2 separate regions of the Mus musculus genome follow, and region 2 is linked to region 1. The links are chromatin loops, found by intact Hi-C in ENCODE. Cell type or tissue: left cerebral cortex. All regions are shown on one strand.

The links. Peaks named below come from ENCODE experiments on the same cell type or tissue, not always from the same donor. Only the 100,000 strongest peaks of a DNase experiment are listed, where the experiment ranks them.
Region 2: it touches region 1 in a loop (2.2-fold over the local background); 4 of 42 quality-filtered maps call a loop at or near these places.

What each region holds. Positions count from the first base shown.
Region 1 is chr14:29,989,211-29,997,210 of GRCm38, forward strand. It overlaps Actr8 (ARP8 actin-related protein 8), which reads left to right. Exons shown (of 13, transcript NM_027493.3): 10 at 450-590; 11 at 1,494-1,758; 12 at 2,382-2,545; 13 at 3,751-4,011. The coding sequence ends at 3,894. Il17rb (interleukin 17 receptor B) reads right to left here. Exons shown (of 11, transcript NM_019583.3): 11 at 6,958-7,979. The coding sequence ends at 7,414. Among named protein-coding and RNA genes, the nearest start is that of Mir6947, 4.3 kb to the left of the region's middle. In left cerebral cortex, no CTCF peak of the experiment used is centred here; DNase peaks (open chromatin) are centred at 4,764 and 7,337.
Region 2 is chr14:30,492,732-30,500,731 of GRCm38, forward strand. The region is part of intron 3 of Dcp1a (decapping mRNA 1A); the gene reads left to right. Among named protein-coding and RNA genes, the nearest start is that of Gm35566, 12 kb to the left of the region's middle. In left cerebral cortex, a CTCF peak has its summit at 3,726 (motif pointing right); no DNase peak of the experiment used is centred here.

The DNA.
Region 1 (8,000 bases):
CTTCTTTTCTAAATATTGCTTTTAAACTGTGTGTATATGTGCACGTATGTGCATAGGTGCCAGAAGCAGGTATCAGATCCTGGGGCTCAAGTTACAGGTGGATGTGAGCTGCCAGGGTGGGTGCCGGGAACAGAACTCAGATCCTCTGCCGAGAATTCTCTAAACTGCTGTGCCATCTCCTCATCCCCATCAGAACATGGTTGATGGCCACTGTTCTTGCTAGGGAGTCATAAAGTAGATGGTAAGCATTTACTTGACATTTGCTTTGAGAGTCTCACATGGTGCCCTGCTACTCATCCTGGTGGATTGTGGGTTTTGTAGTCTGTTGTGCAATCCCTTTCCCAGAAGGAATGCTGGCCACCGTGACATGGAGCACCTGCCTGATGGCCTTTGTCTGGGGAAGACTGAAGCTCCACCCTTTGCCTAAGCATTCTCCCTTCCATGCCCAGGCTCCAATGGCGCTTTTTTACCCAGCAACCTTTGGGATCGTGGGACAGAAGATGACCACTCTGCAGCACAGGTCCCAGGGAGACCCTGAGGATCCCCATGATGAGCACTACCTGCTGGCCACCCAGAGCAAGCAAGAACAGGTACGCCACAGCTCGGCTGGGAGAGGGGACTTCTCCTCGCCTTACCCAGAGTTAACAGGTCCTTACTTTTTTTGTTTGTTTGTTTTGTTTTGTATTTTGAGACAGGGTTTCTCTGTATCGCCCTGGCTGTCCTGGAACTCACTTTGTAGACCAGGCTGGCCTCAAACTCAGAAATCCTCCTGCTTCTGCCTCCCAAGAGCTGGGATTAAAAGTGTGCACCACCTCGCCTGGCTTACAGGTCCTTACTTAATACAGAAAATATTGCTGTAGGCATAAAGCTGAATTCTTTGTTTGTTGGGCCCAGTAATCAGATGTCTGTCGGCTTAAACTATAGTTCGCAAATGCTAATCTGGTACCAGTAGCCCGTGGCGGAGACTAGGGTTGGGACCTTGCTCAGCTTTGCTCTGTCCTAGAGACAAAAAGGAGGTAGATTGGATCTGAGGTAGAGGATTCTATAACAATCACTAGCCTGTGACTCTCATTCACATACCCAGTAGAAAGTCAGCTTAGAGAGTCCGTCTCTGTCAACATCTCAGGGTTTTTTTGTTTTGGTTTCTCTGTATAGCCCTGGCTATCCTGGAACTCACTTTGTAAACCAGGCTGGCCTCGAACTCAGAAATCCGCCTGCCTCTGCCTCCCGAGTGCTGGGATTAAAGGCGTGCGCCACCACACCTGGCTTAACATCTCAGTTTTAAAGCGCACTGACTGACGGATAGTAAGGGTCTAGAACCTGCCCACATGGCCAGAACCTGCCTTGGCCTTGGCAGGCATCCTCACTGTATGCCCAGCTCACGTGAGCATGGGTATAGGTTGTGTGTGCTGTGGTGATCGGTGCTTATGCTGTTCTGAAGTCATAGAAGAGGGGACAGGACCAGCAATGTCGGTTTCTCTCTTAACTTACAGTCTGCAAAAGCCACTGCTGACCGCAAGTCTGCATCCAAACCCATTGGATTTGAAGGGGATCTGCGTGGCCAGTCCTCTGATCTTCCAGAAAGACTCCATTCCCAGGAGGTGGACCTGGCTTCTTCTCAGGGAGACTGTTTGATGGCGGGCAATGAGTCCGAGGAAGCCCTCACTGCACTGATGTCCAGGAAAACTGCAATCTCGCTGTTTGAGGGGAAAGCCTTGGGCCTTGATAAGGCCATCCTGCACAGCGTAGACTGTTGCTGTAAGCTCACCCTGGGTACCGGTAGATGGTGTGGGTGCAGAGACGTGACCTGGGTCAGTCTTGCTTGTGAAGTGCAGCATTTTCTCAGAAATCATCAAGCCTGCTTCACCCTTGGCTTGCCAGAGGCTGGGGACCCAGCAATGCAGTACAGGTGGCTCCTGGCCCCATTGCAGTTGCTCTGCCAGTTAGTCTAGTGCTGGCGATGGAGACTAACACACACCATGAAGTTACAGCTCTGGTCCATGCTAGAGCCAAACTAAAGAGTCCCAACCGGTTTCTGATGAAGACCTGTAATAAGGAATTCTTCCATCTCTGAGTCACGTGAGAAATGTGAGGGATAACTGGAGGGTTAGCATTCAGGTGCTGTGACATCTGCCTTGAGAAGGCCTGCAAAGCCAACATGGTTAGCCAGGCAGTCCACAGCACATGGGGTCCCCCGTGGGCCTCTGTAAACAAAGTTCGCTTCTAATCCTAGGAGGAGTGGGATGGGAAGTGGGTGGCTGGTCCCCGTCTGCAGTGTTGAGGGTGGATCTGGGGCAGATCCTAGAGGATGCTGGGTTGTTTAAGTGACATTGGACTGGCCTTCTAAGTGGGTAATTGGCAGGACGGCACTGTCTTTCCAGCATCTGATGATACCAAAAAGAAGATGTATAGCTCTATCCTGGTTGTGGGAGGCGGTTTGATGTTTCATAAGGCTCAAGAGTTTCTCCAGCACAGAATTCTCAACAAAATGCCGCCTTCATTCAGGCGAATTATTGAAAACGTGGATGTGATCACAAGGCCCAAGGTGAGTCGTTTGGTGATACCCGTGCGACGGTACTCACTGAGACCAGTGTGGTTACATCGAACTGTAATGCGTGAGTGGGGCGAGATCCAGGCAAGGCCCGTGGCTGTGAGTGTCGAGGACCTAGAGAAATGTGAACATGACTTTCAGTGGGTCACAAGGGAGGTGGGAGCTCTGGACTTATGGCTAGATTGCTTCTGGTTTGGTGTTTTTGTTTTTAAAAGATTGATTTTATGTTATGTGTTGCATGTATGTCTGTGCCCGCATGTGTACATGGTGCCTGTAGAGGCCAGAAGATACGAGCAGATCCCCATGGAAGTGGAGTTGAGGTAGTCATGATCTGACATGTAGGTGCTGGGAACTGAACCCAGCTCCTTTGGAGGGGTGTTTATTAGCTCCTGCACCATCTCTCTAGCCCCAATAGGGTCTTTTTGAGATACACAAACTCACTGTGTGGTTAAGGCTGGCCTTGAATTCCTGACCCTCCTGCTGCTACCTCCCAAGTGTGGGTGTTTACTGCCATGCCTGGCCAGCGTTGAGGCTGGCTTTATTTTTCTGGTGCCTGTTCTCCTGATTTTAGTCTGATGCAGACTCTCGGTGCGTCAGGGCAGGGCTGGCTCTCTCTTGCCCTGAGGACCAGAACTTCTCCCTCTTCTCCTCTCTGGTCGTGGTCAGGAACTGGTTTCAGTCTGGGGACTGGAGATCCTCAAGGACTTTTTTTGGCATTAATTCCTTTGAAAAGGAACACAAAGCAGCGAGTTTAGAACTAGAATCTGTCTGTATTGGGAACCCATGGTGTTCTGATAAGTTTTCTTTTGAGGGAGGTGTCTTGGGGGTCCCCTTCATCTCATGGCACTTCCAAGGGCCTGTGCCTGCCTATGGGGCTTGCTGTGGAGTAGTGAAGAATGGCATCTTCAGTATTAAAACTTGAGACATTCTCCTCAGCTGTGTCAGAGATTGGCATGTTGGGAGGTTCTGCCTTTTGTTCTGCTTGTGGTAGTTCAGGGAATTGAACCCAGAGCCTCACACATGTTAGGCAGGGGCTATGTGACTAAGGTACAGCCCAGCCAGTTTTCTACTGTGTTTCACACAGATGTAAATCCTGGCTTGGTTGCTGTTGACTGAGCAAGGGTCTCAGCCCCACTTGCAGAAAATGGTGTTGCATGTCTGTCTTCCCTGCCTTGGCTGAACTCTCTGTCGCTGTGTAGGACATGGACCCCCGGCTGATCGCATGGAAAGGAGGTGCAGTACTGGCGTGTTTGGACACCACTCAGGAACTGTGGATTTATCAGCGAGAGTGGCAACGCTTTGGTGTCCGAATGTTACGGGAACGAGCTGCCTTTGTGTGGTGAAAACCACAACCGAGTCTCAGGACATAAAAGACTTAAAGAGTGTATGTATTGTAAGTTATTGACCACGAAGCTTAATTTTCCTAGAATTAAATTAATGCAATTTTATGTTAAAGTATGACACTGATTTGAGATAATCTACTTTCAGTCGGGCTTACCCTGTCCCTGATGGGAAACCTTGCTGTCCAGCCTTCCATCCTGATGAACGTGTCATGTAGCCCTGAGGGGTGACCACTGGAACCAGCTGTGGCATCTTCTCTTTTTTTCTAGCAATAGTTAGGAGCTAAAGCGGTCAGGCTGGGTTCTGTGTACATCACACAAGGTCCTCTTGGAGTTAAGCACTGTCTTTGTAACACATACACACGTCAGGGAGCAGGAGGTCAGGGAGCACTCCTGGGGGCCACAGCACAAGGCAGGCAGGGTAGGTAGAGCAGAATTGTTTAGCTGGCTGTTAGGCATCTGCTCCTACCGTGTCTGTCACCAGGCTTGTCCTGGGGAGGACTGGGAGGCAGGTAACAGTGGGTCAGATGAGCCGCGGGATCACCATGGACTGTAGCAGTCTCGGGTGCACAGCCCTGCTGGCGCTGTAAGAGTAACCAGCTAAAGCAGCTTCGAGCAAGCGGGGCATACTATTTGGAGATGTACTTCCTCATTTGAAAATTACCTGCTTTTTATGTTTTGGATCAAATGTATAGGATATGCTTTTATGTTTCTGGGCTGATTGGACAGTTGACACTCATCCCTGCGCTCCCCGAAGCACAGTGCGCCTGTTGTGACCATTCCGCACATGAAGGTCACTTACAGTGGTAGGTGTTGATGTGGAGGAAGTTGGTTTGTGGTCCAAGTTTTGGCACAAGCTATATCCATCTGTTAGCAGCACTTTTACAAGCTTCTGGCAACTGTCTTCCCAAATAGCCGAGCCTTGCCACGCCTGCACTGCCTCTGACATCATACACTGGATGTGACGCTCGTGTGCCACGCCTGCACTGCCTCCACCTTATCAGAGTATTTGCTGATGAAGTTGGCTGCAGGGTTTTTATTTTATTTGTAAGACTTGTGCTAGAGTGAATGAATCCCTTTTACATTGGCTCTTTAGCACACTTTTTGTATTGCTGTGGATTGAAACCAGGACCTTGTACATGATGTACAAATGCTCGAACATGACCTTTTTTTTTTTTGAAACAGAGTCTTTCCCCAGAACCCACGGCTCTGTTTGCTTCCTTCCAGTGCACTGCAACTTAAAATGTGTGCCCCAGGGAACTGGAGAGGCAGCTCAGTGAGGAAGGCCACTCGCTGCTCTTCTGGAAGATCTGGGGTTCAGGTCCCAGCGCAGGTCAGGCCGCTCCCAACCATCTGTAGCTCCAGCCCTAAGGCATCTGAGGCCTTTGGCCTCTTGTGAGTCATACTTCTGAGTGGATAGATACTCTTGTGAGTGGATACTCACATGCACATACCCATTGCAGATACACACACACACCCCTAAGACATAATTAAAAATACATAGTTTTTAAAAGTGTTTGCTACTTACCGGATCAATTACAAACTTGCTTTTGTTTTGTTTTTTGTTTTTTAAACAAGGTTTCTCAGTTATGTAGCCCTGGCTGTCCTGGAACTTACTGTGTAGACCAGGCTGGCCTCGAACTCAAGAGATTTGCCTGCTTCTGCCTCGGAGCCCTAGGATTAAAGGGGTGTCCAACATGCCAGACCTTCAGGTACAGATATCAAAGCAGTCAACTACCTGAAACAGGGTCCCATTTCAAAATAGATTGATCGTGCGTTATGAAGCCATACTAGACAAATACTTATGATAATATACATTGCTGTAGTTTCTACATTAAGAAAAAGCTGCTTTGAGAACGTAAGGAGCTAGAAGATTCAAGACCTAGCAAGGCTGTATACTGTTCCTGCTTGTTCTGGTTGGGGGTTTATTTTAGATTTAAATTAAGATTTATTTACATTGGGGTATAGCTAGATAGCGAATCAGTTAAGAGCATTTGTTCTTGCAGGAGACTGGGATTGGATTCCCAGAGTCCACATGGTGGCTCACATCTGTTCCTAATTCCAGTTCCAGGGCATCCGGCACCCTCGCCTGACCTCAGGCACCAAGCACATGTGGTACACAGACATACATGCAAGCAAAGTCCTGCTGTATATAAAATGTCTTTGTAAAATGCATGGAGAGTGGCCTGGGAAGCCAGAGAGGGTTATCAGATCCCTTTGACACTGGAGTTAAGGTGGCTATAAACAGCTATGTGGTTGCTGGAAACCGAACCAAGTCCTCTGGAAGAGCAGCCAGCGCTCTAAGCCTCGGAGCCACCTCTCCAGTTCTTGGTGGGTTTTTATTTACGCAATTAGTTATAGAAAAAGATATATTACTTAAAGAGAGTTGATCTCACTTGAAGAATTAGTTTTGACTTGAATAGGAAATGTTATGTAATAACCAAGAACTCTGCGAACTTCAATAGTGGACAGGTAACTGGACAAAAGTAGACACTGGATTTATAGGTAGCAACTTGTGTTTGTTTGGGACAGAGCCTCACTCTGTCTCTGGCTGGCCTCACACACCCAGAGGTCCTCCTGCCTCTTCCACTTGAGTGCTGGGATTAAAGGTATGTGCCACGTGCCACCACATCCAGCTGGTGATGTGGGGCTTTGGTTGATTGGTTAGTTTTTTTGGTTTTTCCAAGACAGGGTTTCTCTGTGTAGCCCTGGCTGTCCTGGAACTCACTCTGTAGACCAAGCTGACCTTGAACTCAGAAATCCGCCTGCCTCTGCCTCCCGAGTGCTGGGATTAAAGGCGTGTGCCACCACCGCCCTGCTGGTGATATGCTTGCATATTCACTTAGAGAGTCACCCGTGGGAGACTGAGGTGTAATTCAGTGTCAGAGCATTTGTCTAGTGTGCATAATACCCTGGGTTCAGTTCCTAGCCCTTCTAAGATAAAAGGTAAAGGTTACCTGTCCAAAAGTTTGGCAAGGGAAAGCACTGTCCCAACAGCAAACAGTACAGTGGTTACACATAAACTGGATCATCTGGTCAGGCAGAGTGTCTGCTTGTGTGTGTAATAGGCTTCTTCTCTTAGGAAGCTACACATTAGTGAGAGCCTCCCAAACGGATTATTCATTAACAGATTAAAATGTTACAAAACGGTCTACGTGCAGCATAGAGCATGGGCAGTGCAAGACAGACCCAACCTGACAGACAGCCTGACAGGGAAGTGCCGTATTACCTCATGGCCAGAGTGCGTGGTTCTCAGTGATAATCATTACCCAGCTTTGGGTATATCCCAAATGTAGGTCCCACTCATTATTGTCTGTAACTGTGTTGTCTTCATAAATCCAGCCAATGACTAGCCTCAGGCGTGTATGCTCAGGTTGACTTTGCAAACTCCAGTTTTAAAGCAAGTTTGTACATAGCACTACCTCCACACAGCCTCTCCCACACATTTCAGAGTCGTCACACAGCATTTGTCACTGGAAGGGAGAGTAGGAAGGCTTCAGAGTCTCTATTCCCCCGGGTGGACTACAAGGGTGAACAGCTATCATGGCAGGCTTGTGAGCGTTTCTTCACTGACATGCTCTGCGTAGCCTTGAGAAGTTCTGTGTGGAAAGCTGTGGCGTCCTTCATGAGATGATATTGGGGGCAGACACTCAGGGCATTATAGTCGCCTTTGAGGTCTGCTCCCCCAAGATAGACCACCAGGTATTTGTGCAGATGCGTCTGGCTGCTGAAATCACTACAAAAGAGGTTAAAGGCAAGAGGGAACAGATCCTGAGAGTTCTCCCTGGCGCTGCCCTCATTGTGGCCACAGGCACTGTCACAAAGGGTCGGGACGTCACTGGGAAGAAGGAAGACCACTTTATCTGCCGCTTGCTTCTGAGTGGTCAGCCACTGTACCGGCCCCATCTCGGCGATTTTCTTTTTCTGCCATTTTTCAAGGATGACCTCACTTCTGCAGTAGTTTTGAAGAAAGTCAGTGAAGCGACAGACGGTGTGATGGAAACATATCTCAGAAGGATAAACCACCAGGACCTTAATGAGGGGCAGGAGCATGGTGGAAATAGGAAAGGACGTCTTCGTGCTCCTTCCTGGAGGAGAAGGGGGGGACT
Region 2 (8,000 bases), 500 kb after region 1:
TGGGTAGGACATGTCCACTAATCGCACAGTACTCTTGAGGTCTCTTCTATCCTATAGGTATTTGTGCTTATAACTCTGATTTGGATGATCTAGTAATAAACTAGTAAGAAAATGTATGGGGAAGTAGAAGTCAAGGGAGAAAGAGGCTTGTGTCTTAAACCATAATTAGAGCCGGGTGTGGTGGTGCACACTTTTTAATCCCAGCTCTCGGGAGGCAGAGGCAGGCGCAGGCGGATTTCTGAGTTTCAGGACAGCCAGGGCTACACAGAGAAACCCTGTCTCCAAAACAAAACAAAAAACCATAATTAGACCTATATCCCAACATTCTAACTGTGGATCCCTGGAAGTCCTAAACGGCAATTTGGATCTATAGTTGCCAGATGCCATTTGCTACTCTCTATCTTCCCATCCAATATGCTAAAATGGTAGACTGGTGAAACTTAGAGTAAGTAGATAGCTAGCAGGTGGTGGACATGCCCAGCATTGGGTCACACCCACAGTCATGCCTAGCTTACAGAGTGGCATTTTTAAGTCACATGGCTCGAGTCTTCTTCTCAGTGTTCATTAAGTAGATATAACCCCACTTAGATTTTAGGATTGGGGCTCTTTCTCTGCCATGTTAGTGTGCATTGATGTTCTGAGGTGACTGTCCTTTGACTGAAATGGTAAGCCACTGTACCACTGTTGCCAGCAGATACAAAGCACCCTCTCGTCTGAGTGCTTGCAGCCTGCCAAGTATCTCTTGTTAGAATCAAAGGCCAATCTGCCTTGGCTCCATACAGGGGCTGCCTGGTTTATTCCTATCTGAAAGGAAATGATCTGTCAGCATAGAGACATTCATTTTCTTACTAGCTGGAGCAGACTGCTGTTTATATAGCTGCAGTGTTCTATTTCTGACTATTAAAGAGTATTTGACTATATTGAAAGCCCATTTTCTTGTTTTTGTACCCTATTATAGGAAATTTTCATATCTTCAAGTCTCATTGATGTATATGTCTGTGTGTGTGTGCCTGTGTGAGTTTGTGTGTGTGCATGTTTCTTTAGAAGTCAGAAGCTGTTGGAGCCCCTGGAGCTGGAGTCAGTTGCAGGCAGGTGTGAAGGTCTTAGGAACGGAATGCAAGTCCTCTGCAAGGCAGTGTCTTTATCCCTGAGTCAGTCTCTCCAGCCCTGCTTTACAGCTGTACAACCATTTCCACTTTGGGCGTTGGTTGGTTCTTGTTTTCACAGTACTAGGAATTGAACTCAGGAAATTGATCCATCTCTGTCTCTCTTTTTTCCCCCCTCTTCCCCTCTTCCCACTTCTCCATGCTAGGCAAGAGCTGTACCACTGAGCTCCATCTCCAGCCCAGAAATTCACAGTTCTTGTTCTTTTCTTAATTCCTCCGTGTTGTTTAGTGTGTGCCAAGGGAGAGGGGGTTGGGGGGACGTGTGGGAAATATGGCAGTCAGCAATCAAAAACCATCTTGCAGGGCATCAGTTCTCTTCTACCATGTGAGTCAGGGATTGGCATTGAGTCATCAGGCTTGGGGACAAGTGCCCTTGCCTACTGGGCCACCTCTCCATCCCACAGAAGTTTATAACTCTTAACACTGCCACCAGAAGTCCTCCTTTTCTTCTTGTCTCTGTATGAAGAAAAGTACCAGCCTGCTCAGCTCCTTTGAGAAACTAGGCCAGGTATAATGATCAATAAGACAAGACAACAGAGACACAGGAGAGGGTCACAGAGGCTCTAGAACTCTGCAGAGTCTGAGCAGCCTCCATATTACTTGAATCCTCCTGATGTTGTATGTACAGCTTAAGTAAAGCTAGATAAAATTAATGTCAAATTTTTAGCTTGGCCCTCATACAGGGCTTTGTTGAAAAATAGAACATTTTCCCCATCAGCTCTTGTGGTTTTCTCAATTTTAGATAATACGGATGCTTTTAACAGGTTTTTTCTGTGTGTGTGTGTGTGTATGTGTGTGTGTGTTTATTTTTTCCAGTTTCCAAAGAAAAGGACCCTTCCCCCCACCCCAGTTGAACAGTAGGAAATCACTTGTTTGAGGATATTTTGCACTTGTTGTTTTTCATGGAAGTACAATATTTTATACTCCCTACCTTCCTACCTTTTCAGTAACTGCTTTTATGCCTGACTGACTTGGGACTAGCAGTCAAAATCTATGGTGGGTATCCACCAACTAGTTCCCTTTGATCTTCAGAAAAACCATCTATGAAACAGGTGCAAATCATTATTTGCTGTGGGAGAATAATACTGCATTGCCGAAAGCCTGAATCTTTTGTGAGATAGTTAATCAGAGGAGATTATTTCAGACGTCACAGCAGGAATTGCTGGCACCGTGTTAGGACCTTTGAGTGTACTTTCTCTTAAGAATACTTAGCTTGGGTTTAGAGACAGGGTCCCTGTGTCTCGGCTATCTGGCAGACTTATCTGTTTTTCCTCGCTAGTGGCAGTGACAGGCTTAGTGGCAGCTCCTGAGCTTTCTTGCCAGTTGCCTGCACTGAGCTTTGATATGTTGGCAGACTGCACTGATTCTCGGATGCGTCTCTGAACCTCTACAGGTCTGCTTCTGGCAGAATGGAGTGTGACTCTTATCCTTTGCCCATTAAGCTATCATTCTGGCCCCCTTATCTAGGCTTCTTCTGCAAACATGCCTTTGAAAGTGTTTGGTTCTTTTTTGGCAGTTTATTTTGATAATGGACAAGTATAGAAGCAAATGTCTTATTTCTAAATTACATGGGATTTCTTGAAAGAGGAAGGGTGACTTAGTGAAAATTTGCCTTAAACTGGCATCTCTGGTGAAATTACTTTGGATTTCAATTTGAAATTCTTTCTAGTAGTTTAGTGTGGCATCCCTGGCTCTTTAACCCAGAAAGAGCTTTATGTTACTCTCCATACCTGATGCATCCATAAGTACGTTGTCAGCACTGCCACTCACGTGATCGGGTCCAGCTGCAGATTGTCATATGTGGAAAGTGGAATCTTCTGTATCAGAGCTTTAGTGTTTTAGGTGTTCTGAGCCAAGCTTGGAAAGGGGGATATTTAAAGAAAGGCGATTGCCTGTAATTGCCATATATGGACACTCTTGAAAGCCTTGGTGTAATCTACACTATGTTGGAGTAAGATTTAACTTCTAGACCCAGTAGTAGATATGTGGAATCATTTTGTAACTAGGCAGCTTCTGTGTTCCTTCCACTGAGAAGTCAGATTTGTTCATTTATGTTACATAAAACTTTTCAAGGTTCCTTGTTGATTGGAAGCACATGCAGGATTTTGAAATTCTGTGAGTAGAATTTTAAAAACTGGGTCCCAGGCAACCTTCCATGTTCAGTACCATAAGAGTCTGTCGCTACCTAGGGTCTGAGTTAAAGGCAGTCTTAGTGTCAGTGAGGTTTCCCATCCCAAAACACGGAAGGCATTCTTGTTCTTGTTCTTCATTCATTAAAATGAAGCCATTTGCTTACTCTGTTTATTCTTAGCTTAATTCACAGCAGCAACAGTAGAAAAATCCAGCTTAAAATCTTTAAAGAATTAAACAGCAGATTGTCAAATGATTTGACATGAAGTCTTGCAGAAGTGGTCTTAATTCAGTATGCATTAATTCAGTAATTTGCCATCAGAATAACTTTTATTAATTGATTGGCCTTATGAATTGATATATTCTTTTTTTTAAGATTGATTTATGTAATTTATATGAGTACACTGTTGCTCTCTCCAGACACACCAGAAGAGGGCATCGGATCCCATTGCAGATGGTTGTGAACCACTGTGTGGTTGCTGGGAATTGAACTCGGGACCTCTGGAAGAGCAGCCAGTGCTCTTAACTGCTGAGCCATCTCTCCAGCCCCTAGGTTGATATATTTCAATAATATCTTTACAGGTGTTATTTAATATTTGTTTAAAGGGGAATTTAAAAAAATAAATAAAATCTTTATTAGAAATAAGATTTCTTTTTGTGGCCTAGGTTGGTTTCAGACTTGATTCTCCTGCCTCAGCCTCATGAATAAATTACTAGGCACAGGCCTTGATCACACCTAGCTTTTGATAACAGGTTTCTAAGAAAAGAAAGTTTGGAACTGGAGAGATGGCTCAGCAGTTTAGAGCACTGATGGCTCTTCAAGAGATCGAAAGTTCAATTCCCAGCAACCACATGATGGCTCGCAACCGTCTATAATGGATTCTGGTGTGTCTGAAGACAGCTACAGTGTACTCCTATACATTAAATAAAATCTTCAAAAGAAAGGAATGTTTTAGGCTATCTTAGGTTAAGAACCTGTCTGAAAAAATAAAATTCACCACCATCACCCATTTCTAGTAATATACCATTTTTCTGTTTACATGCGTGAACAAAGGGAAATTTTTCATTGTCAAAAAAATAAAAGTTAGTGAAGCCAGGTATGATGACTCATGTACTCACTCCTCAGGAAGTAGAGGCAGGGGGATCAGAAGTTTGACACAAAAACAAATGTAGTAAGTAAAAATACAAAATACTATTTCTCGTGTTTATATTTATATTTTCTGAGTTTGTTGGCATATGTGCGAGCCTTTGGCTCTCTGTGTAACTGAAAATGGCCTTGAATTCGTAAGCTTCCTGCCTCCACCAACCAGTGCTGGGACCACAGGTGTTCACTATCACGCTTGGTTGTATGTAGTGTTGGAGACCAAACCTAGGATTTTCCGAATACTGGACTAGGCAGGCCAAACACTTCCCCAGCTGAGCTACAACCCGGCAGCTTCTTGTTTCTTTGAAGCATGGTCTTGCTGGTGTAGTTCAGTCTGGCCCCAAATTTGTGATCCCCCTCACTTTAGCCTCCCAAGCGCCAGGATTAATTATGCACACTGCCATTCCCAGCTTCATGCTATGGAATGAATATGCAGTTTTAACGTAGCTTTTTTTTATTATTATTATTTTTTATTTCTCTGTCTTTAGGAGTAATTGAAATTCATACTACTTTGTCTGGGCAGTGGTAATGAACACCTTTAGTCACAGCACTCAGGAGGCAAAGGCCAGTCGATCTCTGAGTTCAAGACCAGCCTGGTCTACAGAGTGAGTTTCAGAATCGTCAGGGCTACACAGAGAGGCTCTATCACTACTTTTATTGCATTAAAAAGCTTTATGGTGCTAGCAGGATGACTCAGCATGAAAAGTTACTGCCAAGCCTAATGGCCCGAGCTGGATCCCCAGGACCCACATGTAGAAGTAGAGAACCAACTCCCTGGCAAGTTGTCCTTTGATATATGCATGCTTTGACACAGACATAAATAAGTATAAATATGTGCATGTATATAATTTAGTTTTAAGTTACTTTTAATGCAACGAGATCTAGGTACAAGGTGTGGGGTGACAAGGCAGGTGCTCTAGGAATGTTCTGGTCCTAAAATTATTTTTTCCTCTGGTTTATTAATAAGCCACATAGTTGTCCTCTTAGACTCCTGTTTTCCAACCACAAAAATGCATAACACAGTCTGAACAGTCCAGCAAAAGATTTGTCTCGTATCAATAAACACAACTGTAAAACCTGGAAATGTTAGAAAGCAATGGAGAACTCTGAAGGCTAGACAGAGGAAGGTGGTGGGATGTGTGACAAACATACAAGCCAACCCAACCCAGCAGGAAGCTGTCTTTCACAGTCTTAACACGATGCAAGCCAGCCTAGCAACAGAAGGTAGCCCAGGTGGACTTGGCTTCCCATATATCACATGGGACTTGTGCCAACAATGCTAAGGCAAGCCAACCAAACCTGGCAAGAATTGGAAGCTCTGCTGATAAGAAGTGACCACCAGGGAGGTGCTCTCCCTCCCTCCAGGAAAAAGTCAGGATGGGAATGGCAAGAGGGGTTTATGTCTTCAGTCTGGCCTGGGTGATAGTTTTTTGTTGTTTTGGGTTTTGTTTTTTAATTTAATGATAGTTTTTATTTTAAGAAGCCTCGGGAGCCATGGTAAATGCCTGCCTTTCTAGGTGGCTCTGACTGAGAACCTACTAAATTCCTACTCCAAGACATTAGAGACAAAGTGTGCTGGCACATGCCTATGAGCCCAGCACTTGGGAAACAGAGATGGGAGGATTAGAAGTTCAAGGCCACCCAAGGTTAAAGAAGAAGGGTGGGGAGGAAGAGGAGGAAGAGGATATAAAATCAACTCATAGAATACAAAAGGAAGAAATTTGTAAAGATGAGAATACAAATCAAATTGGAAAAAGCTTGTTCTATGAAAAAAATACGATTAAAATGTTTAACAAAACTAAGGAGTGCAGACACAAGTTTAGAGTTGGGCTAGTGCCAAATGTGTGTGAGTTCTGCAGAGGAGATCCTGAGTTCCTGATAGCATAGGCTACAAAGTGAGGGCCAATCTCAAAGAACAAAAGCAGATTTGTCTCTATAAGGGGGGAAAGATGAGATATTGCAAATCCTGCAACTGTTAAGCTATGTGAGATTTTTATGAACTTTACATTCTTAAACTTTTGATAACTTTGAAGAAGTGGGATAACTCCTTAAAGCTCACAAACAACTCAACCAAGATAAAACAAACAGCGTGAATACTGCTGACCTCCATGAAAGAAATGGTATTTGTAACTTACAGGTTCCTGAGAAAACCCAGGCACAATTTATCTTACTAGAGAATTCAAAAGAATTACTACTAATGTTAGTCTCTTCAGAGAGTAGGAAACAAAAAAATACTTCTTAAATGTTTCTGTAAGGCCACTATTACCCTTTCAGGGTTTCTATTCCTGCACAAACACCATGACCAAGAAGCAAGCTGGGGAGGAAAGGGTTTATTCAGCTTGCACTTCTGCATTGCTGGTCATCACCAAAGGAAGTCAGCACGGGAACTCGCAGAGGACAGGAACTTGGAGGCAGGAGCCGATGCAGAAGCCATGAAGGGGTGCTGCTTACTGGCTTGCTCAGCTTACTTTCTTACAGAACAAAGTACTGCCAGCCCAGGGATGGCCCCACCCACAATGAGCCCTCCCACCCTCGATCACTAAGAAAATGCCTTACAGCTGGATCTCATAGAGGCATCTCCTCAAGGGAGGCTCCTTTCTCTGTGATAACTCCAGCTTGTGTGAAGTTGACACACAGAACCAATACACCCTACTATCAAAGCCAAAACAAAACAAGAAAACTAAAAATAAAAAGTCTTGTTTTTTATGAACATAGACTCAATAGCTCTCTACTAAATTCTAATATACCAAGTGCCTTAATACATTTAAAAAAGTACTCAGTGCCCAGGAAGCATATGCCAGATATGGAAAGTTGACTCTGTTGAAAGTCAGCGAATGGAGACTGCCAAGTCAGTAAGCTAAAGCAGTAAATAGCGTATGGCTTGTGTTACTGTTTTGTGTTTGAGGCTGGGCCTGGCACAGGATAGGCAAGTGTTCTCGAGTTCAGCAGTGTACCCAGCCCTCAGGATTACAAGACTGTCCTCAAATCCATTGTCCATTCTTGATAAAACTGCAAATTAGCAGTAGAAGTGAAGTAGTACCGTGCTGAAGCATGCCTACAGAAGCGTCCAGCTAATGACTAGTGCTTGTGGTACAGGACTGAATGCATTTCCTCTGAGATGACAGACTGTTGCTGGCACTGGGACTACTGTAATGAGTCAAGAGAAAATACTACCTATAGGACTCAAACTGTCCCTAATCAAGTGATATCATTGTACATATACAACTCTTAGAGCTGACAGAGGATTTTAGTAAAGTCTCAGAATATAAGAACAAGACCAAAAAAATCAGTTGTAGGGCGGGGGATTGTGTGTAGTTAGAGTGCAAGGCTTTCCATGTAGTCCCTCGTACCACAGAAAACACATCTAATTTATTGCAATTTTATGTACTAACAACATGGTGGAAACAAAGCAATGCTATAATCTGAGTTTAGTGGCACACACTTGCAGAGGAAGGAGGATCAAGAGTTTGAGGTCAGCCTGAGCTACATCAGAAGAGTAATTCAAAAACGTCGAAACAACAGCAAAAACCCTACTAGATAAATAGATAAATAAATAAAAC